Regions from separate parts of the Homo sapiens genome. Here region 1 is linked to region 2. A link is an interaction called in ENCODE POLR2A ChIA-PET data of the cell type or tissue named here. Cell type or tissue: B cell. All regions are shown on one strand. Each heading gives the region's core, and the rest is flanking DNA. Links, peaks and the distances in the headings are about the cores only.

The links. Peaks named below come from ENCODE experiments on the same cell type or tissue, not always from the same donor. Only the 100,000 strongest peaks of a DNase experiment are listed, where the experiment ranks them.
Region 1: POLR2A ChIA-PET joins it to region 2 with 8 read pairs; 14 of 35 experiments call an interaction of 5 or more read pairs at or near these places.

The regions. Positions count from the first base shown.
Region 1 is chr3:42,047,378-42,063,364 of GRCh38, forward strand. It overlaps a transcript of TRAK1 not described here and the pseudogene RPL7AP83. Among named protein-coding and RNA genes, the nearest start is that of TRAK1, 36 kb to the right of the region's middle. RefSeq lists enhancers at 4,145-4,646, 10,146-10,255 and a silencer at 14,406-14,625. In B cell, for the core only: no CTCF peak of the experiment used is centred there; a DNase peak (open chromatin) is centred at 10,404; H3K4me3 peaks cover 752 bases; H3K27ac peaks cover 2,288 bases.
Region 2 is chr3:41,996,450-42,012,436 of GRCh38, forward strand. LOC107986077 (a long non-coding RNA gene) reads right to left here. Exons shown (of 2, transcript XR_001740668.2): 2 at 15,569-15,987. Among named protein-coding and RNA genes, the nearest start is that of ULK4, 42 kb to the left of the region's middle. RefSeq lists a silencer at 2,830-3,041. In B cell, for the core only: no CTCF peak of the experiment used is centred there; no DNase peak of the experiment used is centred there.

The DNA of each region.
Region 1 (15,987 bases), core at 8,861-11,360, 52 kb after region 2:
AACTTTTTGTAGAGATGGGGTCTTGCTTTGTTTCCCAGGCTGGTCTTGAACTCCTGACTTTAAGCCACATTCCTGCCTTAGCCTCCCAGTGTTGGGATTACAGGCGTAAGCCACCACATCTGGCCATAAAAGCTGATCCTTTAGCAGATCTGAAAAGTAGAAAAGTGGACTTAAGATTTACTTTTTCTAATTTCTGTCCCACACTTCTAGGTTTGGCATTAATTAGGTAAAGTCAGGACAAAAGAAGGAAGATGGAAACTCTGGCACCCATAGATACCTATAGTTAACTTTAATGTAAAATAATGACTATTTTTGTGTTCCAACCAATTTTAAAGGTTCCAATTATTTAGGAAAGAGATGAAAGTAAGAAACCATCCCAAATTGTACTACTCAGAAATACCTAGTGTTGGTAGCAGGGAACATCTTGCCAGAGAAACTTCTGTGTGTGTTACGTCTGCCTGACTTTATTTTTAAATAATTCATTTTCATCAAGGCAATCATATGCACATAGCTTTTTAAAACACTCCCCCCCATAGTTTCTTTTCTTTTTTTTTTTTTTTTTGGTAAAATCACATGCACAAAGCCACACAAAACAGTAATAGGATGGTGAATTATAAGATAAATCCTTCTACAATAAACATCCAGGTCAGAAAATAGAACTTTGCCAGCTTCCTTAGTAACCCCTCTCTCCTCCACTCCAAGAGTAACTGCCATCTTTTTATCATAATCTCTAGGCAACATAAAATTTTGCCTGTTCTTAAGAACTTGATATGTATGTTGTCTTTTTCAATCTGCAGGTCCCCCTCCAGGCCTTTCTTTTCCTTACATTTTATCTACTGAGAGATAGGCCGTTGAACCTGTAGAGTTTACCACGGGTCTGAAATAACTTTACTTTTGTGCATACTCACAGTGCACAAAACTAAAGTTTTGGGATTACAGGCATGAGCCACCACAGTGCCCAAGAGTAATGTCAGCATGGCTCTCAGTTCAATGTATTTCCTGCTAATTCCATGTATGTGGTTTTAAAAAAGGCAAATGCTACTCAAAGGTCAATGAAAACCACTGTGGATTCTATTCTGTGTTCCACCTGCTCTACTCTTAGTCTTGTTCCCGAAAAGTCACTGTTTCTAACTTGTAACTTTTTCTTTTTCTTCGGTTACAGTTCTTTTTTTCCTCTACAGTTCTTTTCTTTTTTTTTTTTTTTGAGACAGTGTCTTTGTCTGTCACCTAGACTGGAGTGCAGTGGTGCGATCTCAGCTCACTGCAACCTCCACCCTGGGCTCAAGGGATCCTCCCATCTCAGCTTCCTGAGTAGCTGGGACCACAGGCGCACACCAGCACACCCCACAACAATTTTTGTATTTTTAGTAGAGACGGGGTTTCCCCATGTTGCCCAGGCTGGTCTTGAGCTCATGAGCTCAAAGCAATCCACTTGCCTCAGCCTCCCAAAGTGCTGGGATTACAGATGTGAGCCACTGTGCCTGGCCTGCCTCTGTCATTCTAAATAATATCCTTGTACATGGGACATTATTATTTTTATCTTCTGAGACAGGGTGTCACTCTGTTCCCCACTATGTTGAGCTCACTGCAGTCTCAACCTCGTGGCCTCAAGCAATCCTTCTGCATCAGCCTTTTGAATAGTTGGGATTACAGGTGCCCACCATCATGCCCAGGTATTTTTTGGGGTTTTTAGTAGAAACGGAGTTTCACCATGTTGCCCAGGCTGGTCTTGAACTCCTGGACTCAAGTGATCCACTCACTTTGGCCTTGCAGGCATGAACCACCGCACCCAGCAGGGATGTTATTTTTATTCTGCTCCCATGCTTGACTGCTGGTTGAAATGGATATGGAATTCTAGGTTGAAATAATTTTCCCTCATAGTTCTTTTAACCACCTGTTGTTAAGAAGTCTTTTGCCATCTTGGTTCCTCTTCCTTTTTTATGTCATTCATTTTTTTTTTCTCTGAAAGCTTTTAGAAATATCTAAATTTTGGGGTACTGGGTGGTACTTTTAAAATTCATTATGCCAGGCACTCAGTGGGCCCTTTCCATCTATTTTTTAAAATTATTTATTTATTTATTTACTTACTTTTTCCATCACCCATTTCTTAGTATGAACCTTTCCATCTAGAAGTTTATATTCTTTATTTCTAGGAAGGTTTCTTGTATCATTTCTTTGATAATTTCCTCCTCTCATTGTCCCTCTGTTTTCTCAATCTGGATATCCTCTGGAATTGATCCTCTGTTTTTCTTCATTCTCTATTCTTAATTCTCATTCTTTCATTTGTTTGGTATTTCCTCAGCTTTATCCTTAGTCCTTTTATTTTTCTTATTTCTACTATTCTTTAATTTTCAAAAGCTTTCTTTGTAGCTTTCAAAAGCCCCTCCTAACTTTTTTGGAATGAGTGTCCTAGTCTTATTTTCTGGATACAGTGCCTTCTCTCTCTGAAGGCATTAATGATGATTTTTGGAAGTTTTCTTCTGTTCTATGCATCGTCTCTGTTTCCTGGCTTCTTTCTCTGTTTGCTTTGGTGTCTGTCTGCAAGTTGGAGGCTTTCCTCAGGTGTCTAGTGGTCTTTGGTTGTCCTCATTTGAGGGAGCTGGCTGGAGCTCTATGTGCAGAGCAGGGCTTGTTGACAGTAGGGCTGTGTTATGAACAATAAGACACTTGGCCTTTTTCACCGGGGACTGTTTGGGTATTGGTAGTTTTTTCCCTTGGACTGGTTGGTTTGCCCAGAGGGGAGCCCTCCAGTCCCCTGCTTGGCTGATGATGCTTTGTCAGTCGAGTTGGGGAAGGGAACTGAGGGTGGGGGGGTGTGAGAGTCGGGGGTCTTACACTGCTAAGTATAGATTTACAATCCATTCTCAATCCTACTTTCATTTGTGCCTGGTGTTCCAGAGCCTAAGCTTGTGTGTTCACTTTCTCTGATCAGTTTCTGCTGCAGTGGAGAAGGGACCATTGCCCGGGCGTTCAGGAAGGTGAGGACCTGCAGGAGCTGGAGAGGTATCAGTGCTCATTTATATGAACCTTGGGTCAGTCCTCCCGTTTTTAGCTATAAGCCTGATTCTCCCTTACTACCCTCCAAAGCCCAGTTCCTACAAGCCCTGAACCCCCTTAGAGTTCATCGCTTTTCCTTGGGACCCCTGCAGGTAATCTTGGCCTTGTCCCATTAAGGCAGTTAGGCTTTGTCTAGCTGTTTTTTCATCTTCCAAAAATCTGTCAAAAATTTTCATCCTTTTTTCCGTTTTCTTTGTCCTTGTGGGTTTATTATATCTTATTTTTAATTTTTATTTTTTTTGAGATGGAGTCTTGCTCTATTGCCCAGGTTGGAGTACAGTAGTGCTATCTCAGCTCACTGCAACCTCCACTTCCTGGGTTCAAGCAATTCTCCTGCCTCAGCCTTCTGAGTAGCTGGGATTACAGGCCTGTGCCACCGCGCCCAGCTAATTTTTGTATTTTTAGTAGAGACGGGGTTTCACCATGTTGGCCAGGCTGGTCATTATTATATCTTTTAAAAACTTCCTTTATGGTCACTTTGGTGGGAATTAAGGAAATAAAGTCGGAGACCCTCTGGTTCACTTTCTTATTTTGAAGGAGAATTTTTATTTTTATGTGCAGAAGAGCTCACATTATACATTTAATTCTTAAAAATTTTAAATTTTATTATTTTTTGTAGCAGTTGGGTCTCGCCATGTTTCCCAGGCTGGTCTTGAACTCCTGGGCACAAGCAGTCTACCTGCCTTGGTCTCCCAAAGTGCAGGGATTATGGGCTTGAGCTGCCGCGCCTGGCATTCATTTAATTTTTAATCCAGTTTCATGGCAACTTGTTTGGCCTTTGTCTTTTCCAGGTGGGCTTGGCTGTGCAAGCCTTGGGTTTGTGGCCCAGGGCATTGCCTCCCCAGCAGTGCAGATCTCATCATATCTGTCATTGTTGTAGATCCTGATAGCTTTCACCATTCTAGCCAGAGAGAGCTCTTAGTTGTCTGAATTAACCAGTGAAGGTGAGGGTGGTGCAGATTTTTCTATGGCGTTTCCTTTGATAATTCAGTAGGGAGCCTCCATTCTATGCCCAAGAGAGGGAGGAAGACAGCCAACCCAGTGGATCCATGCCTTCTCATTTTCCACCAAGGTGGGGATGGTATTAACCCTGTTGGAAGGTCAGATGCTCTTAGCAGGGACTTCCCCTTTATCTGCAGCTTTCTCTAAATCCTGGGCCAACATCTGCAGCTTATTTTCTTGCTTTGGCTGTCCTTTCTCCATATGGACCAGCTTGAGCAGCTGAGTGGCTATTCGATGGCCCACGACCTGAGTGAACTGGCCTTCAAAGGCTCAGAGGAGATGGCTAGCCCTTTGCTACTTGCACTTGAATGAGCCATTATGAGAAAGATAGGATGGAGAATTCTGAGTGATCTGGGAGACTGAGAGACCTTTATCTTTTAAGACATGAAAGACAATGGAGGTCTGGCTGCTTCACCCCCAATTCCCAGAATACAGTCCTGGTGGCTATCCAGATGTGTGTGGCTGAGATTTTTTTCCTTCTTAAACTTATTCCTCTTTGAGCCCTATCTTCTCTACTACCCAGTGACGTGACTCATTTGGAAGCCACCCTGTGCCTTTGTGATATGACAGCTTAGCATGTGACCAGCTTTTGAATGATTAAATCTGCAGACTCCATCAGAAGCAAGGAGTAATCTGTGAAGTCCAAACTCACAAAGTAGTTAAAGATGATTATAAATTAAAGAAGCACCACCTGGGCGGGTCTCTAAGGGACATGGCATCAGCCCTGTGCTGAACAGTCCATTGTGTCATATCTTAGGGATTATGTGGCTTGACATTACTTGCTCTTTCAGCAGTAGCCCTCACTATAGTCCCCAACCAGTACCGTCAGCATCACTGGGAGCTTGTCAGAAATGCAAATTCTTGGGTCTTCAGACCTCAGAAACTCAGGCATGGGGGCCCAGCAATCTGTGTTCTAACAAGCCCTTCAGGAGATTCTGATGCTCTTTACTGGTTTAGATGATCTTGTAGACTGGTGCAAAAGTCAGTCCTTCTGGGTTTGGGGGTTGCTCCCACATAGCCTGGAAGGAGGGAACAGTAGTCTTATCTGAGGCTTCCTCAGGGAAATAACCCTCCAGCTTAAGGCCTCTTATGCTATTGTTGAGCAGATTCAGCCTCTGATTTAGGAAAGTAGCCAATTGGAGCAAAAAGCATGATTCAGTCTTGAAGGAAAAAAATAACTTGGGCTACTCTGCGTCATGTGAAGAAGTAACTGGGTCTCGTGTGGATGCCAGTGATAACAGTTGGCATACTGGGGATTTCCTTCTAATCTTTATTCTGTGTGCATGCAGGATGTGCATTTAATCTAGTTGGGATCCCATTGTATGCATTGTTCTGTATTGCCCCCTCCCCCATTATGAAAGAGTCCCGTGACACCACAGTGTTAAGGACTGAGGTGGTAAGGGCTCCAGGATGTCAGTGGCTATCAGAGGTCCCCAGCTCTGAGAAAACTGGTGGCTGAATGCGTAGTCCCCGAAGAAGTCATTTTCCCAAGGCATTTGGAGTTGTTGGTGCTACTGGCACATTTTGGACCTCTGTTAAGGGGAAAGACAGGGGGAGCTGACTGACTGGGCTACTCCATTGCCATTTAGATTTCCTGACTCTGCAAGCTGGCTGAATGTTGCTTTTTCATGTGCTGCCTGGACTAAAGCTGTCTGATTCTTTCCTTCTGAACAATGGCTGTTTTTATGAGATCTTGCTTCTCCCAGGCAGTGGCCCACACAGTGAAGTCTTTTCTTTCCCGTTTGTGTAAGCTAGTGGACCTTATGGACTCTGTCTGGCTGACTTTTCTCTAATGTTTACAGTTCGTGTAGTGTGATAGCCGAGCTCATTTTCCGTGTGAAGAAAAAGAAAAGGTGGATAATGGACCGCCTCCCCCTCCCTGCCTCCAGAAAAAAAGGCACTCAGAGAGAAAAGACTGCAGTCCCATTCAGAGTCGGGTGGGGGGGGGGGGCGGGGGATGGCAAAGGGGGAGGGTAAAAGAGGACCCTTAGGGCAAATGACTGTTCTGGGGATGGGGTGGGGAGTCAGCCTTCTTGGGGGAGCTGGGGATACTTTGTGTAGGGCCCCATTCTGTGGTATGGGCTTCTTTCCTCCTGGACCCTGGTGTAGGCTGGAGAAATCAGTATTATGGAAGCCACTGCCTCCTCACCCCGCCCCCAGGATCTAGGCCCAGAGGACCTGGCAAAAGCTGGGTTGGCACCCACACCCAGGACCTGCCCGAGCCAAGTCCACGCTGCCCCTGCCTGACCTGGGCTGGTCAAGTAGAGTAGGCCTGAACTGCCCGGGTGAAGGAGTATCCCAAGTCCATCATACCGCCTTTCCCCTCCCTCACCAAGGGAAAATGAAACCCCACGTGCCGAGGGCTACCTTTGCTTTTTCTGTTACCTTTGATGGATTGACTGCTCATCCCACACAATTGGGACCAAAATCTCTGGCCCTGCAATCAGTCTGCCCTACTCTGATGCTTGCTTAAGCTGTGACAAAAGATACTTGGATGCACAAAGGTCTCTTTTGAGTTTAATTGGAATTTCTCTAAACACTCTGACTCTCCCTGAATCTTCCCTGTTTCCTAAGACCAACATCGTGGAGTCAGTAGATTTAGTGAGCACCTGCTAATTACCACTGGGGTGTTGAGGATTCAGGGTAGACAGCGACCTGTCCTTATAAAGCAAGCTAACATTTGAGTATGTATCTGTGCATACTCAATGAAAAATGAATTTCATTATTTACCTGAATAACGAAATATTCAGGGCTCCTTATGTGCTAAGTACTGTGCTAAGCACTTTGTCAACATAATCAATAAATACTTTTGAAGTGAGTGACCTCCTTCAGCACCCCCTTTGGCTGGAGAGTCAGGCCTGGCTGGTTTCATGGTCCACCCTGCTGTCCTTCCTCATCTGGTGCCCCAGCCTGGTAGGCAGAGGCAAGGAGAGGCAGGTACAGGGTGCACCTTGAGAGCCTTGCAAGCCAGAATCAGGAGCTTGGGTTTTATTTTAGCAATGATAGGAAGCCGTAGGTGAGTTTAAGCAGGAGAATCATAAATAACTCACCCCAGGTCACCTCACCAGCAAATCAGTTATATAGCCAGACCAAGAACCAAGGACTTCACATTTCTACCTAGCCTGGTGCCTGGAAGAAGCATTCATTCCATTGGAAGACTCAGCTGTTTTCTATAAAAACAGCCTTCTCCTCTTTTACCACCATCGTACTTGTTCCCAGCATGGTAGAAATATTTTTGAAGTTATTTTATATATAGTAGAAATTGTATGTATGGTGAAAAGTGGAAATAACTTTTTTATTCCCTGAAGCAAACATAACTAAGTCAGTGAAAGTTGAATCATTTTCCATTTTACAAACTAACCATTGCCATGATTATCTCTGAACTTTTGTTAATAATACAGCTGTGTATGCCCAAAGCTGTAGACTTAAATTTTTTTTTAATTTGTAAATGATCTACAGCAAACTAGATTTTTTTTTTTTTTTTTTTTTTTTTTTTTTTTTTGAGACAGAGTCTCACTCTGTCACCCAGGCTGGAATACAGTGGCGCGATCTGGCTTACTGCAATCTCTGCCTTCCAGGTTCAGGAAATTCTCCTGTCTCAGCCTCCATAGTAGCTGGATTTACAGGCATGTGCCATCATACCCAGCTAATTTTTGTATTTTTAGTAGAGACAGGGTTTCGCCATGTTGGCCAGGCTGGCCTCAAACTCCTGACCTCAAGTGGTCTGTCCTCCTTGGCCTCCCAAAGTGCTGGGATTACAAGAGTGAGCCACTGCACCCAGCCTGAATTTTAACACATGTATAGAGTCATGTAACCACCCCAAGGATACAAAATAGTTCTGACACCCCAAAGAAACTGCCCGTAAAACTCTCTCTCTTTATAAAACTCTCTCCCATAGACTTTTTAAAAAGCTTTGTTAAAATAACAGCTTTATTGAGATATGATTAACATACCATTCAGTTGTCACATCTAAAGTATGGAATTCAATGGTTTTCAGTGTTTACAGAGTTGTGCAACATCACCACAGCAAATCTTATTTGTTGAGACAGGTTCTCTTGCTCTGTTGCCCAAGCTGGAATGCAATGGTGTGATCATGGCTTACTGCAGCCTCGACCTCCTGGGCCCAGGCAATCCTCCCATATCAGCTTCCTGAGTAGCTGAGATCACAGGCGTGTGCCACCATGCTCTGCTAATTTTTTAATTTTTTTGTAAAGATGGAGTCTCCTTATGTTGCCAAGGCTGGTCTTGAACTCCTGGCTTCAAGCGATCCTCCTTCCTCGCCTGCCAAAGTGCTGAGATTATAGATGTGAGCCACTGTGCCCGGCCATCCACAATAAATTTTAGAACACTTTCTTCACCCGCAAAAGAAACCCTGTATCCATTAGCAGTTACTCCCCATTTCCCCCAATCCTCTAGCCCCAGGCAACTACTAATCTACTTTATGTTTGTATAGACTTTCCTCTTTTGGACATTTGTTATACATGGAATCATACAATATGTAGTCCTTTGTGACTGGCTTTTTTCACTTAGCATAACGTTTTCAGAGTTCACCCATGTTGTAGTAGGTATCAGTACTTCATTCCTTATTATTGCTGTATAATATTCCATTGTTATGTATTTTTAATATTTAGTTTATCCTTTCATTAGTTGGTAAACTTTTGGATTATTTCCACTTTTTGGCTATTGTGAATAATGTTGCTGTGAACATCTGTAGACTTTTTTTTATTGTGGACATTTGTTTTCATTTCTTTATGTTGATACCTATGAGAGGAATTGCTAGATCATGTGGTAACTCTGTATTTAACATTTTGATAAATTGCCAGACTGTTTTCCAAAGTGGCTGCGCTATTTTACATTCCCACCAGCAGTGAGTGAGGGTTCTGGTTTGTCCATGTCCTTGCCAATGCTTGTTATTATCTGTCTTTTTGATTATAGAAATCCTTGTGGGTATGAAGTGGTATCTCATTATGGTTTTGATTTGCATTTTCCTGATGGTTAATGATGTTGAGCATTTTTTCATGTGCTTGTTGACTTTTGAAATTATTATTGAAATAATTATTGGATAACAGATGTTAAAAACATTTCAACAGAAGCAGAAATATTTTATATAATTGATTTTAAAATTATATTGAGCAAAGTTATTAGCTGATTATTAAAGAGATTATTTTACCCTGGAGAATTATTAGAAATTTTGAAATTAAAAACATTCTTTTGTTTACCCAGAAATCTAGAAGAAAGGTTAAAATTTCCACTTTTTAATATTGTCCCAAGTGCAACATAAAAGTATGCATTTTTCATATCTTAACCTTTAAATGTATGCCATGTTAGGATACAATATTGAGTGCTTGTATATTTTTGAATTCACAGTCCTTTTTTCTGCCCCGATTGTAATAATAGGCTATTCTACATCCTTCTTAATACCTTTTAGCTCAACATTTCTATTTCCAATATTAGGATTTTAAAAATAAAAATCTTGTGTGAGAGACAAAGTAAAGTACCAAAATTGCCTCAGTTAGAGGAGCCAGTTTTCTGTGGATTTGAACCAACCTGTAACCTGAGCCGTGCACAGCTGCCATGAATAGAACAGGGACCTGGTGAAGGGCACCTTCTGCCACTTTGGCCGATTGAGATCCAGCAACCTCCTGGCTGGCAGTGATCATGAAGATGGGAACTAGGACACTGGTGCATTTTAAGGTGCAGTAATTAAAGGCACTCTAAATTACTCTTTGCTGTTTAGACCACCTGGGCTGTCCAGTGCTACTTTGGATACCAAGGAAAATGGAATATTCTTATGTAAATATGGATGGACCATGAGCTCCTGGAGGGCTGGAATCCAGTTTTGTGCAATTGTTTTCTCCACAAAGACTGACAGTAGGTTCACGGTCCTGCTTCTTGAATGAAGGAAGAAGGGAAGGAATGAAGGGTGAATGATGGGAGTAACAGAAATTGATTGCCAATTCACATCCATCTCTGCCACACTTTCTTCTTTCCTAATAGAATCCAGATTTCATTCCATTCTTAAGCCTCCTTTGCAGCATGCTGGAGTAGGGGTTGAGGAGGCGTCCAGTGGGTATTGATTGGTCCAGGCCAATCACAGTGGCCCCATTCCCTTTGCTGTAGTTGTGACTGGGCCGATTGGGATCAGAACAAGTGGGCTGCAGTTTCCTGGGGAGGTTTTGTTATGTTTGCTGGTGATGCTGTATCTGCTGCTCTCATCTTGTGATCTGAGGAGAACCTGCTGGAAGGCGAGCACTGACCTGCTGTGTGTGGCCAAGCAGAAAGGGAGCAGACGAACTTAGATTCTGGGGTTGGCTCTGTCTCATTTGCATCTTGGGCAGGCCACATGTCTCTCCTCCATCAAGTGTCCTGTAACCTGGAGAACTCACCCTGGTTCACCTGACACGTGGCCCACACCATGTTAATCAGTTTGTGCTTTTATTCTTAAGTATTTGAAGGAACCAGAAAATACAACCAACTGAAAGGCGTTTTCATTTTAAATGCCTGTAAACCTGAACATGTCATTCAGTGAGCTTCCTTGTAAAGCTGAACTCAAATATCATTTCCTCCTTTACTGCTACCCAGGTTTGCCCTTCGCCCCTTGGTTGGGTTATTTTTGCCACCTTTAAGCTCTTCTGGTTTGGCTGCTGCTTCTCTTACTGCTCTGCCACAGTGGGCATTTCATTGGGAAGTGAGACTTGTGGCCGGCTTCTGGGTAAAATACTCCTTGGAACCTCCTCATCTTTAAAATATAGATAATACTCATGTACCTTGGCAGTTGTGGAGATTGACGAAGACAAGGTTTGTTTGTAAGTATGCTTTTGCCTTTAAATTTCATTTTATCATGTTCATCTTTATTATGATAACTGAGGACTGGAGGGAACCTTTATTTTTAAATTTAATTTAATTTATTTATTTTTTGAGACAGAGTCTCACTCTTGTTGCCCAGGCTGGAGTGCAGTGGTGTGATCTCAGCTCACTGCAACCTCTGCCTCCCGGGTTCAAGCAATTCTCCTGCCTCAGCCTCCCCAGTAGCTGGGATTACAGGCGCCCCCGCCACAACGCCCAGCTTATTTTTTAATGTATTTTTGGTAGAGACGAGGTTTCACCATGTTGGCTGGTCTGGTCTTGAACACCTGACCTTGGACGATCTGCCTGCCTCGGCCTCTCAAAGTGCTGGGATTACAGGCATGAGCCACCATGCCTGGCCTGGAGGGAACCTTTAAAGTCAACCTGTCCTACCTCCTGGCTGATGCAGGGATCTCCCTTTAATGTCCATTGTGGGCCTTGCCCATTGTTTGGTGGCCCATTTGAATTGTTGCGCTGAGCTCCCACCCCCACACACAACAGATCGTAAGATACGCCATTGCTTTATGTACCTCTAAGAAAGCAAAAAATGCTACAAAGTAAGCATAGTAAAGGACGATTGGCTATAAGACAAAATTCAATTTTAGAGATATTGAAATGTGAAAAAATGTGTATCTTAAGAGATTTACTCTTTACCATCTGCTCTGTGCTGCAATTTTTTTAAAGATAAAGTGCTAATTTACTGAATTTAAAATAAATCCAGGTGTGTATGCATGCGTGTATATATTTGTATGTATATGTATACACACAAATATACATACGTATGATATAAGTAGGCTTTGGACTTCAGGGAACTTTTTTTTTTTCCTTTTGAGACAGGGTCTTGTTCTGTTGCCCAGGCTGGAGTGCAGTGGTGCGATCATGGCTTGCCGTAGCCTCAACCTCCCAGGCTCAAGTGAATCTCCCCCTCAGCTTCCTGAGTAGCTGGGACTATAGGCATGCACCACTATGTCTGGCTAATTTTAAAAAATTTTTATTAGAGACGAGGCCTCTTTGTGTTGCCCAGGCTGGGACTTCAGGGCCCTGTCAAGTGTGCTTCTGTGTGTATACAGATTTTGAGATTCCCATCCCTGCTCTCCACTCCAGGATAGGACCTGAGTTAACCATATTTTAGAAAGATAATGACTTGTCTTCATCAGTTATCTTTTTGATAGTCTTTATGAATTCTAATAAAATTTTCAAAACAGTGGCTAAAAGAGAACTGTGGCCTGTTTCTCCCTGTGCCTATCAGCAGGCCTCGGGGATTTCCTTTCTTCCTCGTGGACACTTCTGTGCATTTTCCTACAAGAATATACGTGACAGGTCATGTATAGTTTTCCTTCATATTTGTGTTCTATTAAAAAAATCATCCAACTCAGAAAGCTTTTTATTTTCCAGAAAAAAATTTAAAAGTGACTTATTTCAGAGTATTTTTATTCTTCTACAGAGAGACAGCTAGCTGTGATGGAGGCTCTTCTAGGCAGGATATAGGGTAACTTAGATTCTTGTTCTGGCTTCACCGTTTGCTTGTGGTACTTCAGTTTCTTCCTCTGTGCAGTGGGCATAATAACGCCTGCTCCTTTGACTTCACAGATCATTGAGGAATGAGTGAGATTATATAAAGTAATATACTTAGTGTGGACAATGATACAATAAAGCATGGAGGACAGTGTTACAGGTACATAGCAATTCTGAAAGTGCTTGTTTGATATTAATCACTTCTTTCTTTCCCCCTGCATAAGAAATGTCTTTTCTTTTTAAAAAACATTCTGTTTTTTTCCCAATGATTCCAGAGAACCATGTCAATAAGACTCACAGGGGAAAGCCCATAGAAGGTTTTCAAGAAATCCTGTTAGCAGTGAACAAAACACACAAAAGCTCCATCCACATGGAGCTTACATTCTATTTGGGAGAGAGGGGAAATAAACAAATGAGTATATTGTAGTGTATCAGAAGGAATAGCTTCTAAGAAGAAAAATAAAGGAAGGGGATGCCGAGGGGTTGAGATGTCAGTTAAGATATGAAAAAAGACAGAGATGGCTACAGCACCACGGTGGGGGGTGGGGGGTGGTGGTGGGTGAGGGCGGGTGGTAAAGGGAGATTCCAGGTAGAGGGAATAGCAGATACCAAGACCTCTGGGTTCTGAGGAGCAGGGAGGAGAGACGGGGCAGCTTTGAAACTGTGGGACAGGAGAGTAATGTAACGGTAGAGGAGTGCCTCTTTTTCCAGGCGTGGTCCCTTAGCAGTCTCACTGGTTTATAGTCTCAGTCTGTCATTGGGAACAAGCCTTAATGTGAATGTTGTCATATTAATATCACACCTGTTTGTCAGGTCATTTTTGGCTGCTTTTTTTTTTTTTTTTTTTGAGACGGAGTTTTGCTCTTGTTGTCCAGGCTGGAGTGCAGTGGTGCGATCTCTACGCACTGCAACCTCCGCCTTCCTGGTTCAAGTCATTCTCCTGCCTCAGCCTCCTGAGTAACTGGGATTGCATGTGCCCGCCACCACTCCTGGCTGATTTTTTTTATATTTTTAGTAGAAACGGAGTTTCGCCATGTTGGCCAGGCTGGTCTCGAACTCCTGACCTCAGTTGATCTGCTCACCTTGGCCGCCTAAAATGCTGGGATTACAGGCATGAGCCACCGCGCCCGGCCTTTTTTGTTGTTGTTGTTTGTTTGTTTTGCAGTTTTTTGGGGATCTCATCAGGTTCATTTAGGGCTAAATAAACTGACCCTCCAAGGGACTTAATGACTTATGCTGAAGGACCCTGTGAAAACCTAAATGGTATGCTTCAGGCCTGGAAGCTGACTTAAAAGTGCATTTTAAAAAGTTCTTTGTTATGGTATAATTTTAGATTTATAGAAAAGTTACAAAAAGTGTGCAGAGTTCCCATACACCCTTGACCCAGCTTCCTCTAATGTTAACATCTTACGTAACCATTGACCTTAAGTTTTCAAGTGATGGGTGTGTGTCTACATCTGTGCATGCGTGCATGCACACACCCACCCACACACGCACCCCCCCATGCACACCTCCCCCACGCACACCCCCCCATGCACACCCCACCCCCCCACGCACACCCACACACACACACACAGTGCCAGGGAGGCAGCCCTGTTGTCTGTCAGCCTTTTCATAGCTCATCATATTTACACCTCCTGGATACAGAGTGGACCCTGGCCATGGCAAAAGCAGGCAAGGAGCTACTTTGAAGCTGAAGTTCCAAAGCAGGAGATACGGGGAAAACAATCAGCTGCTACAGAGCTCTGAATATCATGTGAACCCAGTGCCACTTGAACTTTATTTAGTAGAAGATTGGCCTGAGACACTTAATATAGAAATCCCAGCCATCATGTGAGAATTCCATTCCGTGCAAGTACAAATACAAGAGAATTTGGGAATGTTCACTTTGGCTTGTGTTATGCTAAGTCATCTCACTTCTTTCCCATCTAATTTATGAATCAGAACACCAACAATATATACCAGTTTATTAACTAATGAATCAGGAGCAACAAGCCCATCCATCTACCCATCTGCATGGATTTGAGCTTTATTCAGTAGTACTTTGCCTTGGAAATGGTCCAGGTTATTTTGGAAACGGATATTCAATTCAAATGATGACAGCCATTGGCACTCACTCTGGGGCTCAGGAGGGAAACCACGCCCTTCTAGGCTATTGCTGACGCCATCCCTCCAGAATGCAGCTGTCTCGGGTGGAGGCTCTGGGACAGCTGCTTCTGGCTAAGGCTGCCCATTTGGGAGAAGGGGACATTGAAATTGCAAGAGGAGTCATGGCTGAGAGAGATCCTGCTCATATGTGTGGCAGGAATCCTACAGCAGACAAGATTTTGACAATGGACAAGTCACTCACCTTCTAACATGTCCACTTTCCTGTGGATGAAGTGGAATTTTCCAAAAGCAGGAGTACAGTGCTGCCTGTTACTCTTGTGAAACTCTCAATCTCTTGGTGAACTACTGGTATTATAAAGGAGTGCCGTATTAGCGGAGGTGCAAACAAAATGCTTCAGTGCTTTTGATTCCTTTGGCTAAGGATAGGTCTTAATTTTGAATATTTTTTTTCCTACTAGGGCCAATTTCAAAAAAAATCAAGTTTGCATTCACATGTTTAATAATTCCAGTTATACTTTTAGCATTAAAAAATATGCTTGTCTTGGAGACTATTTTTTAACATTTCAGAATCTACAAAACCAGCTTAAATACAGCATGACTATACTGCTACCCCTCTGAAAAACTTTGTATTTGAGTCCTGGCACCTCTGAGGCTTCTTCATGTTGGTGGTTTTTATTTTCCTTTTCACTGACCATGCATGCTACTCTGTGTGAAATAGGGTTTGTGAAATAGGTTGTGTCAGCGCTATCTGTATGCCTTAAAACAAAGTATTATGCTGTTGAGAAAAAGCAAAACAAGGATAGGTCTTTAACAAAGACTATTTAGGCTGCTGCTGCCTAATATAATTCTCATCAGTGAAGTCTTCACTTTGTTGGAAAACAGTGCCTGACACTCCCTTGTGTCCTGCCTGGTGGGACTTCCCTACAGCCCCTTGAGCTGTTTTCCAGGCTCTGCACTGCAGTGAAGGCGTGTTTGTCTTATGAGGGGATGTGCACTGCACTTTCACCTGTATTACCTCACTCCCCAGAGCCACCTTAGGAGATGGATGACATTATCCCTGTTTTTGAGATATGGAGGACGTGCTTCAGAAATTTTAAGAAACTCAAACAAGGTCACACTGGTAGTGAGTAGTAAAGTCAGAATTCCAGGCCTGGTTTTCCAGTACCAAATCCAGTGCTTATTCTCACAGACCATGGGTCAAATCCATCCCACCGCCTGCTGTTATAAATAAAGTTTTATTGGAATACAGCCACACCCATTCATTTCCATATTTTCTGACTGCCTTCCAGCTACAACTGCGGAATTGCAACGGAGACTGTATTGCCCTCAAGGCCTGAAATAGTTATTATTTTCCGCTTCGCGGGAAAAGTTTGCCAAGCCCTGCCCTAAGCCATTGCTGAAGGAGCATCCGGGTTTTGTCTGTCAGTACATTCCCCACTGCCCCTGCCCAACCAGGAA
Region 2 (15,987 bases), core at 7,600-10,099:
CTGGGTTCAAGCGATTCTCCCACCTCAGCCTCCTGAGTAGCTGGGATTACAGGCATGTGCCACCACATCCAGCTAATTTTGTATTTTGTTGTTGTTGCTGTTTTAGTAGAGATGGGTTTTCTCCATGTTGGTCAGGCTAGTCTCAAACTCCCGATCTCAGGTGATCCGCCCACCTTGGCCTCCCAAAGTGCTGGGATTACAGGCATGAGCCACCGCGCCCTGGCCTTTTGTTTGTTTTTGAGACAGGGTCTCACTCTGTCACCCAGGCCGGAGTGCAGTGCCATGATCACTACTCACTGCAGCCCTGACCTCCCACCTGCCTAATCCTCCTAAGTAGCTGGGACCACAGGCACGCACCACCATGCCCAGCTAATTTTTTTATTATTATTTGTAGAGACAGGGGGTCTCCCTATGTTGCAGAGGCTGGTCTTGAACTCCTGGACTCAAGTGATCCTTCCCCTTTGGCCTCCTAGAGTGTTGGGATTACAGGTGTGAGCCACCGCACCTGGCTCCTACTGTGTATTCTTAAGTAAGATTAATGTCTCAAAGCATGATGTAGGCTGATGCAAGAAAAAAATTAATGTCATATTTTGATAAATATAAAATTGTTAAACATTTAAAAATAAATATATTAAAGAAATAGAAACACGCTGTAAAACTTTCAAAACAGTTGAGATGGGCAGAAAAAGAACCAATAAAATGTGCTCTATCCAACAGAGTTTTGAAATGGGAGGAGGGTGGTAAAGGAAACAATGACTTCAAGTTTCTTCAAATTGTGTGTTATTTCTTCTGCGTGCCCCTGGGATGGGCAACCTTGAAGGATGCTTTGGACAAGGCTTCTAAATGGAAGCAAACACAAATTTGAGTTCTTGTCAAAAGAAATACCCACCCTCTCTGCAGCAATGTCCAAGATGATCAGCCATAGATGTTCCTGCATTTTGGTCTTGGTTTTGTGCTTCTGTTGCAAAAACCATCCCACATGGGTTGGGGTAGTTTTTGTGTCCTGTTACATTCAGTGATTCAAATAAAATGAAAGGCATAAACACTCCTCATTTCTATTCCTGAAAGTCCTTCTTGGTCGATTAAAGTGACAAGCCTGGTACCTTCCTTTAAGAGCCTGCTGCTGCTGAGTCCTCAATTTAATTGGTCTATGTGGCATGAGTTTTGGAAGAATAAATATATTCTCCCTGATACTTGCCCTTAGCTAAGTTAGCTTCATCTTTGCCAAGTTCTTACAATCTACTTGGAGGTCATTTCTTTGGGGCTTATTTATATCTAAGGCCCAGTCAGAGCAACAGGAATCTATTCATATGGGTCGACTGCATGATTTTGTTAAATGTGTTAAATTTAGTAACACCAGGAGGAAAACATTCTACTAGCTAGTGCTGAGCAGTGCATGGTTGTTACTTTTGTTTTCTTCTCACAGTACTTGCAGCACAGAAACAGCTGACCCTGCCACTCCTCACCTCATCGCCCAATGTGGCATCATCACAGTGTCTAAGAAGTTTCCTTGGAGGATCTGTGCTTACTTTAACAGTTGCCAACACATAGGCCTTGTGCTAAACTCTGACCAAATGCAAAACAGTAACAGTAAGAGAAGTGTCTTAGTTTGGGTTCCCCCTAAAGTAGCCCCTGAGATATGCAATTTATCTGGAAGTGATCCCAGGAAACACCGGCAGGGGGACAGAGAATTGAGACAGGAAAGGAAGGTAGCTGCTGATGAAGGGTGCTTTATCAAGCAAAAATAACTGGAGCCCAATCACTTGAAGGAAGTCTGGAAGCCAGCAGAGAACGTACACTGCCCGAAGAGACAAAGGAACAGGGACTTCTGGAAGATCTTCAATTCCCCATAACTTCCAACCCACTGCATCGAGCAGAGCAGGCTTCAGTAGCCAGAGGATTAGGACAGCATGCTGGCAGCTGGTGCTGGCTCCACTACAGCTGTAAGGCTGTGGGGGATATGGGCAGAGCCCCAGCACTGTCCCCTACAATAGGTTTTTCCCAGTTCTTATCAAATAATTCTTTCAGATGTCATAACATGGTGTGATAATTCTTGTACCTTGCCTGACCATATGTAGTGGCATCTTCTTTTGGTAACAGGCCCTAAACTTTAGTCCCAACAGCCATGACCCAGCTGGGCCAATCATAAAATCTCATGCTTCCAAGTGAAACATAAAGTGAGCTAAAACCATAATCTTGTAATTTGAACTGATAAAGCTTTTTCTTTACAAAACATTTTCAGAATAACATAAAATAAATTGAATAAAAGTAGATATTTTGGCCAGGCGTGGTGGCTCACACCTGTAATCCCAGCACTTTGGGAGGCCGAGGCAGGTGGATCACCTGAGGTCAGGAGTTCGAGCCAGACTAACCAACAGGGTGAAACCCCATCTCTACTAAAAATACAAAAAATTAGCTGGGTGTGGTGGCAGGTGCCTGTAATCCCAGCTACTCAGGAAGCTGAGGCACGAGAATTGCTTGAACCCAGAGGCAGAAGTTGCAGTGAGCCGAAATTGCACCACTGCACTCCAGCCTGGGCGACAGAGTGAAACTCCATCTCAAAATATATATATATATATATATATATATATATATATATATATATATATATATATATATAAAATATATAAAATATAAAAAAATACTCTGTCTCAAAAAACAAACAAACTGCTGTGTTGTGGCATGACATTTTAGGTTTTATTTATTTTTTTAAGACAGAGTCTTTCTCTGTCACCCAAGCTGGAGTGCAGTGTCACATTTTGGCTCACTGCAACCTCTGCCTCCCAGGTTCAAGCAAATCTTATGCTTCAGTCTCTTGAATAACTGGGATTACAGGGGCTCACCGCTGCACCTGGCTAATTTTTGTATTTTTAGTAGAGACGGGGTTTCACCATGTTGCCCAGGCTGGTCTTGAACTCCTGGCCTCAAGTGATCCACCCACCTTGGCCTCCCAAACAGCTGGGATTATAGGCATGAGCCACCGCGCCAGCAGGTTTACTTATTTTTTATTTCAGTTTTGTCCACCCTAACAAATATACTCCCTGATGCCCACCCTTGAACTTCCATGGACTCTGGGCTTGGGTCAAGATTGCTCAGGGGAAAACAAAACAAAACATAGAAAGAGAGAGCTAGAAGCATGTTGCTACACTTAAAATATCAGTTACCAGAAACTCAGAAAGGCATACAAATTTGGAAAGATTTAAATAAGAGCAACTAAAGAATTAAAATAGCAGAGGTATTTTTCCATGAGGATAAACTGTGACTAATTCTCTTTAGCTTGGGGCTGAGCATGGTGGCTCATGCCTGTAATCCCAACACTTTGGGAGGCCAAGGTGGGAGGATCCCTTGGGTTCTAGAGTTCAAGAGCAGCTTGGACAACACAGTGAGACCCCCGTCTCTACAAAAATTTCTTTTAATTAGCCAGATGTGGTGGCACACGCCTGTAGTCCCAGCTACTCAGGAGGCTGAAGTGGGAGGATTGCTTGAGTCCAGGTGTTCTAGGTTACAGTAGACTACAATTGTGCTTCTTCTGCACACCAACTTGGGTGACAGGGCAAGACCCAGTCTCAAACAAAAAAAAAAAGAAAAAAGAAAAAAAAATACTCTTTAGTAGCTTAGGAAGAGGATTAGATGAGCTCAAAGTCCATAAAAGCTGAGATTTAGCTGGTGTCAACATACCATAAACGGAAAGTAGTATGGGACACCCATTACCCCAAGAATATTATTGTATAACTTGAATACAAATAGGATCTAGCAAGGTTTTGATAGGTGGTCACTTTATAATGGGTTGTGAAAGGGAAGTTAAGGAGGTTCAGGAAATATTCTCAAGATCTTTTAACTTTGATATGAGAAATGAGAATTACTACACTCTCCACATCCAACAAAACAGTAAAATGTTAATCAATGAAGGTATTCCAAGTCATATGGATCTTTGGTTAGATCCTGAAGGTTTGATCCAATCAACAAATATTTATTGAGCAACTACTATGTTCTAGACGTTGTGCTGAGAATACATCTGAGAATAAGACTACCTTGTGAATTAAGAGGGTTTAAGAAAATAAATAATATAATATATTAAAATGTGCTAAATTTTAAAAAAGACAGAGCAGGGTAAGGGGCATTGAGAGTGCCGGGGGAAAATAAGTGGCAGTATTAATGAGATGGTTCAAGGAGGCCTCATTGGTGAGCCATGTGGCTCATGCCTATCATCCCAGCACTTTGGGGGACCAGGAGGGAGGATGACTTGAGGCCAGGAGTTTGAGACCATCCTAGGCAATATAGCGAGACCTTGTCTCTACAAAAATGAAAATAAAAAATTAGCCAGAACGATGATGTGCATCTATAGTCCCAGCTACTCAGGAGGCTGGGGCAGGAGAATTGTTTGAGCCCAGGAGTTCGAGGTTGCAGACAGCTATGATCATCCCACTGCATTCCAGCCTGGGTGACAGAACAAGACCCCTGTCTTAAAAAAAAAAAAAATAAGTCTTATTGAGATGAGGAGAAGAGCCATAAGGATAAGTAGAGGAAGAACAATCCAGGCAAAGGAAATGGCCAGTGCAAAAGTTCTGAGGTGACAGTGTCTCTGGCATGTTCAAGGAACAGCAAGGAGACTATTTTTCCTGTGAAGTTAGTGAGTTGGAGAGAAGAGGAAAATGAAGTCAGTGGGATGAGGGGAGTAGACGGTGTAGGTCTTGTGGGCCATGGTAGAGACTTTTTTTTCTTGAGACAGGGTTTCACTCTGTCACCCAGGCTGGAGTGCAGTGTAACAAACACGGTTCAGTGCAGCCTCAACCTCCTGAGCTCAAGCAGTTTTCCCATCTCAGCCTCCCAAGTAGCTGGGACTACAGGTGTGCACCACCACTCCTGGCCCTGTAAAAACTTTTGCTTACATTCTGGGAGGAATGGGGAACAATTGGAGGGTTTTGAACGGAGGAGAGCCACGATGTGACTCACATTTTACAAGATCATTGGCTACTGCATTGAAAAATGGACTGAGGTAGGGCAGGGGCAGAGGGCAGGTGAACAAGTAAGAATTTAGGAGGTTCTTGCAGGAATGCAGGAGAAATGATGGTGGTTTGGACTAGGATGGAGGCAGTGAAGGCAGTAAGAAGTAGGTTCTGGATTATATTTTGAAGGTAGAACCAACAGGTTTTCCTGATAAATTGGATGTGGGGTGAAAAAAAAGGGAGAAGTCAGAGATAAATATAAGGTTTCTGCCTGGACAATTGAAATCTAGGAAACTGTGGAATAGTAGAATTTTTAGAAGTCCAGCAGCTCAGTTTTGGGCATAATAAGGTAGAGATGCCTATTAGACATCCAAATGCCAGTGTCAAGTAGGAAGTTTGTTTACATGAGTCTGGAGTTCAGAGGGAAAGTCTGGACTGGAAGTATAAACTTGGAGTTATCTATGTGTAGATGGTGTTTAAAGCCTTGAGATTAGATGAGATCACTAAGGAGTGAGTGTAGAGTGCAGTTTCCTAGAATCCAAGTAAAGAAAGTGTTCCAAGAAGAAAGATGACAAAAGTTGTGTCAAATGTGGCTGAGAGGTCAAGTAAAAGGAGAACTGATAATGGACCCTAAATGTAGCAATGTGGAGGTCAATGGTGACCTTGACTGGGTGGAGTAGTCTCAGTGGAATGGGTTTCAGGAAAAAATGGACAGAATTGAGACAGTGACGATAAGCAATTCTTTCAAATAGCTTTGTTATGAAGGATGACAAAAAACAGGGTGGCATCTAGAGGTGGAAGTAAAGTCAAGAGAGTTTTTTTCTTCTATTCAAGATGGAAGAAATATAGGGCAGGCATGGTGGCTCAAGTCTGTAATCCCAGCACTTTGGGAGGCTGAGGCTGGTGGATCACTTGTGGCCAGAAGTTCGAGACCAGCCTGGCCAACACAGTGAAACCCCATCCCTACCAAAAAATACAAAAATTTGCCTGGTGTGGTGGCAGGCACCAACTACTTGGGAGGCTGAGGCAGGAGAATCACTTGAACCCAGGAGGCGGAGGTTGCAGTGTCATGCCGCTACATTCCAGCCTGCGTGACAGAGTAAGAGTCTGTCTCAAAAAAAAAAAAAAAAAAAGACAGAAGAAATAACTATGTTTGTATGCTGGTGAGAATGCCCCAGTAGAGAGGAAAAAAACTGATGATGGAGGAAGGAGGGGAGAAAATTGTAATGATATACCCAAGCAGGTATATTAGTTTTCTAGGGCCACCATAACAGATTGCCACAAATTTGGTGGCTTAAAACAACAAAAACTTACTCTCTCAGAATTCTAGAAGCCAGAAATCTGAACTCAAGATGTTAGCAGAGATGTACTCCCTCTGTAGGCTCTAGGGGAAAATTTTTTCCTTGCCTCTTCTGGCTTCTGGCAGCTGCTGGCATTCCTTGGCTTGTGGATGCATCTCTCTCTTTTCTGCCTTCACATTGGCTTCTCCTCTGTGTGCGTTCTACTCTTCTGTCTGTTTTAAATCTCCTTCTGCTTTTCTCTTACTAGGACACTGTCATTGGATTTAGGGCCTCCCCAGGTAACCTAGGATGATCTCATCTCAAGATCATTAACTTAATGACAGGTGTGGTGGCTCACACCCGTAATCTCAGAACTTTGGGAAGCTAAGGTGGGCGGGTCACCTGAGGTCAGCAGTTTGAGACCAGCCTGGCCAACATGGTGAAACCCCATCTCTACTACTAAAAATACAAAAATTAGCCAGATGTTGGTGGCAGGCGCCTGTAATTCCAGCTACTCTGGAGACTGAGGCAGGAGAATCGCTTGAACCTGGGAGGCAGAGGTTGCAGTGGGCCGAGATCGTGCCACTGTATTCCAGCCTGGGTGACAGAGTGAGACTTCATTCCCCCCGCAAAAAAAAAAATTTAATGACATCTGCAAATCCCCTTTTCCCAAATAAGGTCACATTCATAGGTTCTGGATATTAGGACCTGAAATACATTTTGGGGGACCACCATTCACCCTAATGCAGTAGGTGAGAAGGAATGGGGTCTACTTCACACGGGAGGAGTCGGCTTTTGATGGGAGCAGGGATAATTCATCACTAATTTCAGTAGGGTGAATAGATGATTTGGTCCCAGTCACAACTAGGTGGGTAGACATAGTGGTGGGAGCTTGTAGAAGTTTTTTTGGGCTGGGCATGGTGGCTCACGCCTGTAATCCCAGCACTTTGGGAGTCCAAGCAGGGTGGATCACCTGAGGTCGGGAGTTCGAGACCAGTGTGACTAACATGGAGAAACCTTGTCTCTACTAAAAATACAAAAAAAATTATCCAGGCGTGGTGGCACATGCTTGTAATCCCAGCTACTCGGGAGGCTGAGGCAGGAAAATCGCTTGAACCTGGGAGGTGGAGATTGCGGTGAGCCGAGATCGCGCCATTGCACTCCAGCCTGGGCAACAAGAGCAAAACTCCGTCAAACAAACAAACAAAAAACAAGTTCGTTTGATTCCTTCCATTTCCTCAGTGAGATAAGAAACAAAGTCACCATCTGACAGTGAAGATGGGGAGGGAGTTGCTAGAACTTGGATATGAAAAGAAAAAATGTGTTGTAGTTTTCATGAAGAGTGGGAGAATGACTGGATTAGAGAGTTATTAATTGTTCAGCAGCAGTAAAGCTCACCTGAGATTCATGGTCATAATTTTTTTTTTTTTTTCTGAGACAGAGTCTCACTCTGTTGCCCAGGCTGGAGTGCAGTGGTGCAATCTCAGCTCACTGCAACCTCCATCTCCTGGGTTCAAGTGATTCTCCTGCCTCAGCCTCCCGAGTAGCTGGGACTACAGGCATGTGCCACCACACCCAGCTAATTTTTGTATTTTTAGTAGAGAGGGGGTTTCACCATGTTGATGAGGCTGGTTTTGAACTCCTGACCTAAAGTGATCCACCTGCCTCGGCCTCCCAAAGTGCTGGGATTACAGGTGTGAGCCACTGCACCTGGCCTAAAACAGGTAGATTTTATTTGCAATCCAGATTTCTGACTTCTTTTGAAAATCTAGGAGATAAGACAACATTGGGTTTGCATTTAGACATCGGAACAATTGTTAGAGCTCAGAGGTGGCTACCCAATAAAGACAGAGAAAGCCAGGTGTGGTGGCTCATGCCTGTAATCCCAGCACTTTGGGAGGCCGAGATGGGTGGATCACAAGGTCAGGAGATCAAGACCATCCTGGCTAACACGGTGAAACCCCATCTACACTAAAAATACAAAAAATTAGCCTGTAGTCCCAGCTACTAGGGAGGCTGAGGCAGGAGAATGGCGTGAACCTGGGAGGTGGAGCTTGCAGTTTGCCAAGATCGCGCCACTGCACTCCAGCTTGGGCGACAGAGCAAGACTCTGTCTCAAAAAAAAAAAAAAAAAAAGTGTGGTGGAGCAGATGGCTAAAGAGATGGATGGGGGCCAGTGAAGAATACTGTTCCCTGAGTGAAAGTTTGGGCTATACCCCTAGGTCACTAGGGCGTTGTTGAAGAGTTTACAGCACAAGAATGATAGCATCTGGTTTGTCTGAGGAAAGTAGATGGATTCAAGGCAAAAGACCAGATGCTGTAAAGAAGTTATTGTTATTAATTCATGGTTTTTCTTATGTCTAAAAAATCCATGCACAATAAGTCTGGTTTATAAACACAAGTCTTCATGTCTTTTTTTTTTTTTTTTTTGAGACAGGGTCTGGCGCTGTCACCCAGCCTGGAGTGTAGTGGCGCAATCTCGGCTCACTGCAACCTCTGCCTCCCAGGCTCAAGCTGTCTTTCCACCTCAGCTTCCTGAGTAGCTGGGACTAAAGGTGCATGTCACCATGCCCAACTAATTTTTTTGTATTTTTTAGTAGAGACGGGGTTTTTCCATGTTGCCCAGGCTGGTCTCGAACTCCTGAGCTCAAGCAATCCACCTGCCACAGCCTCCCAAAGTGGTGGGATTACAGGCTTGAGCCACCATGCCCAGCCCCTCATGTCTTAATCCTAGAATTCTTTTCCCGTGCCATTCCTCTCCTCTTCATTCTTCCCATTACCCAAGACTGAGGTTGACTCTCTTTTACTTCGCAGAGACAAAAGCAAAGTGTTTAATCAGTCATATGGGGCTAGCAGCCTGACTTTTTCAATAGTTTATGACTGTATACGTTAATTCACTTATCCAAGGGTCAGTTTCCTTATCTATAAACTGCAGATAATAGCTGTCTCATAGAGTTGCTGTCAGAATGAAGGAACTGATGTTACTAAAGCACTTAGCACATGGCTGGGTGCAGTGGCTCACACCTGTAATCCTAGCACTTTGGAGGCCAAGGCAAGAGTATCACCTGAGGTCAAGAGCTCGAGACCAGCCTGGCAAACATGGCAAAACTCCATTTCTACTAAAAATACAAAAATTAGCTGGGCATGGTGGCGCACACACGCCTGTAGTCCCAGCTACTCAGGAGGCTGAGGCAAGAGGATTGCTTGAACCCTGGAGGCCGAGGTTGCAGTAAGCTGAGATCTTGCCACTGCACTCTGGCCTGGGTGATAGAATAAGACTCTGTCTCAAAAATAAATAAATAAATAAAATAAAAATTAAAAAAATAAAGCACTTAGTGCAGTGCTACTTAGCACAGTGCTTGGTGCAAACTGTGCTCAATAAATGTGAGATTAAAATCTGGCATAAAATATTCTATGATGGCTGGGCACGGTGGCTCCTAGCTATAATCCCAGCACTTTGGGAGGCAAAGGTAGAGGATCACGAGGCCAGAAGTTCAAAACCAGCCTGTGCAACATAGTGAGACATGTGCCCCCTAATCTCTACCCCCCCTCAAAAAAAATTAACTGGGCTTGGTGGCATGCACCTGTAGTCTCAGCTACCTGGGAGGATGAGGCAGTAAGATCGCTTGAGCCCAGGAGTTTGAGGCTGCAGTGAGTGATCATAGCACCACTGTACTCCAGCCTGGGTGCCAGAGCAAGACACCATCTCTAAGAAAAAAAAAAGGGGGGTGGCAGCGCAGTGAGCGAGACACCGTCTCTAAGAAAAAAAAAAGGGGGAGCCGAATGTTGTGGCTCATGCCTGTAATCCCAGCACTTTGGGAGGCTGAGGTGGGCGGATCACTTGAGGCCAGGAGTTCGAGACCAGCCTGGCCAACATGGTGAGACCCCCATCGCTACTAAAAATACAAAAATTAGCCGGGCACGGTGGCATGTGCCTGTAATCCAAGCTACTCGGGAGGCTGAGGCAGGAGAATTGCTTGAACCCGGGAGGTGGAGGTTGCAGTGAACTGAGATCGTACCACTGCACTCTAGCCTGGGCAATAGAGCAAGACCCTGTCTCAAAAAAAAAAAAAAAAAAAAGAGATTTCAGGATAATGTGCATGTGGATGAAACATAATTGGACTCTGCTCTCCTTCTGAAATGGTGACAGGTTCAAGCTCTTTTCTTAGAGTATGTATGTGTTTGGGGTGATTATAGATGAATACCCCACAATCATGTGGGGTGCTCTCAGTTCAATTCAAGCTGATACTTTGTTTGTTGTAATTGTTCCATTTCCTACACATGTAATAATAGAAAACATTTTTCCCCTTTCCCTCACACACTAATTGTAAGATTGTCTGAGAGTTTTTTTTTTTTTCTTTTAGACAGGGTCTTGCTCTGTCGCCCAGGCTGGAATGTAGTGGTGCAATCATGGCTCACTGAAGCCTCTACTTCCCATGCTCAAGCAATCCTCCCACCTCAGCCTCCTGAGTAGCTGGGACCACAGGCATGCACCACCACACCTAGCCAATTAAAAAAAATTGTAGAGACAAGGTCACCCTATGTTGCCCAGGCTAGAAATATTGATTTTGTTTGTTTTGTTTGGTTTGGTTTGGTTTTTGAGAAGGAGTCTCACTCTGTCGCCCAGGCTGGAGTGCAGTGGCACGATCTTGGCTCACTGCAAGCTCCGCCTCCCGTGTTCACGCCATTCTCCTGCCTCAGCCTCCCGAGTAGCTGGGACTACAGGTGCCCGCCACCACGCCTGGCTAATTTTTTGTATTTTTGGTAGAGACAGGTTTCACCGTGTTAGCCAGGATGGTCTGGATCTCCTGACCTCGTGATCCGCCCGCCTCGGCCTCCCAAAGTGCTGGGATTACAGGCGTGAGCCACCGCACCCGGCCTAGAAATATTGGTTTTAATTAACCTTCAGCTATGGAACCCGATAGTCTACCAATTGCCATTTTTGAACCCATTTATGTTACAGTGGGTTTTAGCATATTCCTGAAGAATTACTGGTGGCAGTAGTGGTGGTAGAGGAGATGCTGTGGCAGCTGACCCTTCTGTGCTGGTCTTGATGTGGTCTGGTATTCACACCCTCCACAGCCAGCAGTGTGGAGGTTTTTGATTATCCACTTGAGTTCATCCTCCACACAGCGGCTAGAAGGAGGTTTTTAGAAAGTGAATGTGACCATGTCAGTCTTACCTAAAACTCTTTACTCCTTACCAGAACCATGAAGTCTCATTGCCTGGCTTTTCCCTGAAACCCCACCATGGCTCCAGCCATCGAGGGCCTTTCCCACTTCTGGGTCTGATCTTGCCCCTCCACTTTGCATGGTTGGTTCCTGTTCCTCCTTTGGGTCTCAGCTTAAGTGTTAGCGCCTTAGATCTTCCTCAACCAACTGATTTATCATAAACCCCCTTCTTATCCTACTTACAGCACCTGCATCTTTTTCTTCATAGCACTTTTCACAAACTATTTTTTTTTTGTTTGTTTTTTTGAGACAGAGTCTCACTCTGCCACCCAGGCTGAAGTGCAGTGGTGCGATCTTGGCTCAATGCAATCTCTACCTCCCGGGTTCAAATGATCCTCTCACCTCAGCCTCCCGAGTAGCTGGGATTACAGACGCACACCACCACGCCTGGCTAATTTTTGTATTTTTAGTAGAGACAGGGGTTTCACCATGTTGGTCAGGCTGATCTCAAACTCCTGACCTCAAGTGATCTGCCTGCCTTGGCCTCCCAAAGTGCTGGGATTACAGGCGTGAGCCACCATGCCTGGCCTTCACAAACTAATTAAATATGTATATGTGTATCACATTATCTGACTCCTCTCCTGGACAGAAAGGTCCATTAGGGCTAGGAATATACCCGTTTTTTTTTTCTTTTTTGACACTGGGTATCCTTCTGTCACCCAGGCTGGAATGCAGTGGCACAATCATGGCTCACTGCAGCCTAGACCTCCTGGGATCAAGCAGTCCTCCCACCTCAGGCTCCAAAGTAGCTGGGACCACAGGCACATGTCACTATCCCTGACTAGTTTTTTGATTTTTTTGTAGAGACAGGGCCTCCCTATTTTGCCCAGGCTGAGGAATGCATCTGTTTTACCCACTACTCTATCACCCTAGCCTAGTCCAACAGACACAGGCTGGGCATGGCGGTGCACTCCTGTAATCCCAGCGCTTTGGGAATCTCAGGTGGGAGAATTGCTTGAGCTCAGGAGTTGGAGACCAGCCTGAGCAACACAGCAAGACCTCGTCTCTAAAAAAAATAAAAACAAAAACCAAAAAAAATAGACACACACGCAAAACTGTCAATATATGACTTATGGATCTACTTTTTACAGTATTTCATTCATTCTTTTTTTTTTTTTTGAGATGGAGTCTCGCTCTGTCGCCCAGGCTGGAGTGCAGTGGTGCGATCTTGACTCATTGCAACCTCCGTCTCCCTGGTTCAAGAGCTTTTCCTGCCTTGGCCTCCCGAGTAGCTGGAACTACAGGCATGTGCCACCACTCCCAGCTAATTTGTTTTGTATTTTTAGTAGAGACGGGGTTTCACCATGTTAACCAGGTCGGTCTGGAACTCCGGACCTTAGGTGATCTGCCCGACTCGGACTCCCACAGTGCTAGGATTACAGGTGTGAGCCACCTCGTCCCGCCCTTTTTTTTTTTTCTTTTTGTTTTTCTTTTTTTTCTGAGACAGAGTCTCGTTCTGTCGCCCAGGCTGGAGTGCAACTGCATGATCTCTGCTCACTGCAACCTCTGCCTCCTGGGTTCAAATGATTCTCCTGCCTCAGCCTCCCAAGTAGCTGGGATTACAGACATGCACCACCATGCCAGCTAATTTTGTATTTTTAGTAGAAACGGGGTTTCACCCTGTTGGCCAGGCTGGTCTTCAACAGAAGTTGAAGTGATCCTCCTCAAGTGATCTGCCTGCCTTGGCCTCCCAAAATGCTGGGATTACAGGCATGAGCCACCGCACCCAGACATTCTTTCTGTATCTATTGACGGGGCATCTATGAGTCAGGCACTGTTGTTGGTGCTGGGACTGCAGCAATGAATAAAGCTGGTGTCAGGCATCTTTTATATATGTCCCATGTTGTATCTTAGTTAGCTTTTTTTGCTCAGCATCTACTTTTTTTTTTTTTTTTGAGACAAGAGTTTTGCTCTGTTGCTCAGGCTGCAGTGCCATCGTTCAGTTATAGTTCACTGCAGTCTTGAGTTCAGGGGTTCATGCAATCCTCCTGCTTCAGCCTCTTGAGTAACTGGAACTACAGGCATATACCTTCATACTTCCATAGCCAATTTTTAAATTTTTCTTTTGTAGAGATGGGGTCTTGCTATGTTGCTTAGGCTGGCCTTGAACTCTGAGGCTCAAGTGATCCACCCACCTTGGCCTCCCAAAATGCTGAGATTACAGGTGTGAGCCACCACTCCTGAACTCAGCATCAAGTTGGCCAATGGGAGATAGGAACTGGTGGCTAAATATTTCCTCCTCTGTCTTACATTCTGCGCAGTTCCTCAGGGGGCCTCAGTGGGACTAAGCTCCAGTTGTTTACAGAAATTTTATATCCTTCAATAGGCTTTCTTTCTTTCCTGTTTCATTCTTTCTGGTCCCAATTTCTTTTTCTACCCATATCCTACGGGATCATTTTCCAGAAGAAAGTATCTGCCCATGAGTCCTTCTCCAATGTTGCTTTTGGGGGGAACCCCAGCTAATATAGCTAGCCTTTTAATTGCTTTTGTTGGGTCACTTTCAACATTTCCACCTTGGGTCCCTGGATGCATTCTGGGTTCCTAATGGGTAGGGATCAGATATTCTATTTTGTATTTTCCCACAGTTACTAACGAGGGCCTGGCAAATGCAAGTAAACATAGATTAATTTCGATTTGATTCAACAAAAGGAAAGAATACAGTGGCTATCTGTGGCTCAAGGGAAGCCAGTTGCCTCTGTTGCAGCTACTTCTGCCTCATGCTGGATGAAGGGAGGACTTACCAGGGCAATTACTGTTTTCCTTTCTTGTATCCATTCTGCTTCCCTCCCAGGTTCCTGTTCCACTGGCTTCCAGCAGCAGCAGGTCAGCAGCTGCTCCAAGTAGTTCATCAGCTCAGTCAGGCCCAGAACTGGGGCTGTCACTGGGGCCCCGCCTGCCATCTGCTTCCTCCAAGCTGAGAGTAGGAGAGGAAAACTGGTCCCTACTCCTCAGGGGCAGAATCCACATGCCTGTCATCTGGCACTACAGAACAAATCAGGGACTCCAAAGAATGAATGACTTCAAAATTTTCTACCAGCCTTAACTGAATCTCATAGATATAGGGAGTGACAGACAGCTGGTAAAGGTGTAAAGAAAGTAGAACATATTTGGCAGACAAGCAGTAGTTAACGGGTCTACCGCTAATTTGATGCTCCTGTGGACACACACTACTTTTCTGCCCACAGTTTCCAGAAAATGAGTAGGTTGGACTAGATGATCTCAAAGAACCCCCAGCTCTAGGATTGTTAAATTACAGAACTGGAAGGAATCTGATCGGTCAGTTATACTTCAAATAGTCTAATTTTTTTTTTTTCTTGAAAGCCTTCACTGTTGGTAACAGCACCATGTCTATTCTAGATCCACTATGAGAGCTCCAGCATATCTGCTCTGGCATGCTCCCTGATGGGCATGCCCATTTACATACAGTTTTTTTGTAATTAAAAATGATTTTTTTTGTAATTAAAAATTGCATTGAGATAATGGTAGATTCACATTCATTTCTAAGAAATAATATATTTGGGCCAGGTGCGGTGGCTCATGCCTGTAATCCCAGCACTTTGGGAGGCTGGGGCAGGTGGATCACCTGAGGTCAGGAGCTCGAGACCAGCCTGACCAACATGGTGAAACCCCATCCCTACTAAAAATGCAAAAATTAGCCAGGCATGGTGGTGCACGCCTGTAATCCCAGCTACTCAGGAGGCTGAGGCAGGAGAATTCCCTGAACCTGGGAGGTGGAGGTTGCAGTGAACTGAGATTGTGCCATTGCACTCCAGGCTGGGCAACAAGAGCAAAACTCCGTCTTGGGAAAAAAAAAATACACACACACACACACATATATATATTTGGCCTAGTTTCCCCCAATGACAACATTTGCAAAACCTTAATATGATATCATAACTAGGATATTGACATTGATACAATTTACCTATCTTATTCAGATTTTCCCAGTTTTACTTGTACTCATTTGTGTGTATATTAAGTTCTAGATAATTTTATCACCTGTACTACCATACTCAAGATGTTTAACAGTTCCAAATTCACAAGGATCCCTTGTGTTGCCCTTTTATATCATACCTGCTTTCTTTCCACCTTACTTCATTCCCCAACTTGATGGATTTTTCCAAATCTTTTTATTTGGAAATAAGTTCAAACTTACAGAAATGTTCAAGTACACTCTATATGCTGATTCACTGATAATATGCACCTTACCTTTATTGCCCACTTGGCTTTATCATTTTTTCCTATCAAGATTTTTTTTCCCCTGAATCATTTGAAGGTAAGCTGCATACATTATGACCTTTACCCTTTCAAGATACTTTAGTGTGTATTTCCCAAGAATTAGATATTCTTGTACATAATTACAGTGGAAGTTATCAACATCAGTACATTTAACATTGATCCAATACTTTAATCTCTTACATGGATTCTGATTTTGTCAGCTGGAATGTCCGTGATGTATTTCCCCTCCTCTAGCACAGGATGCAGTCTAGGATCAGGCATGGCATTTAGCTGCCCTGACTCTTTTGCACC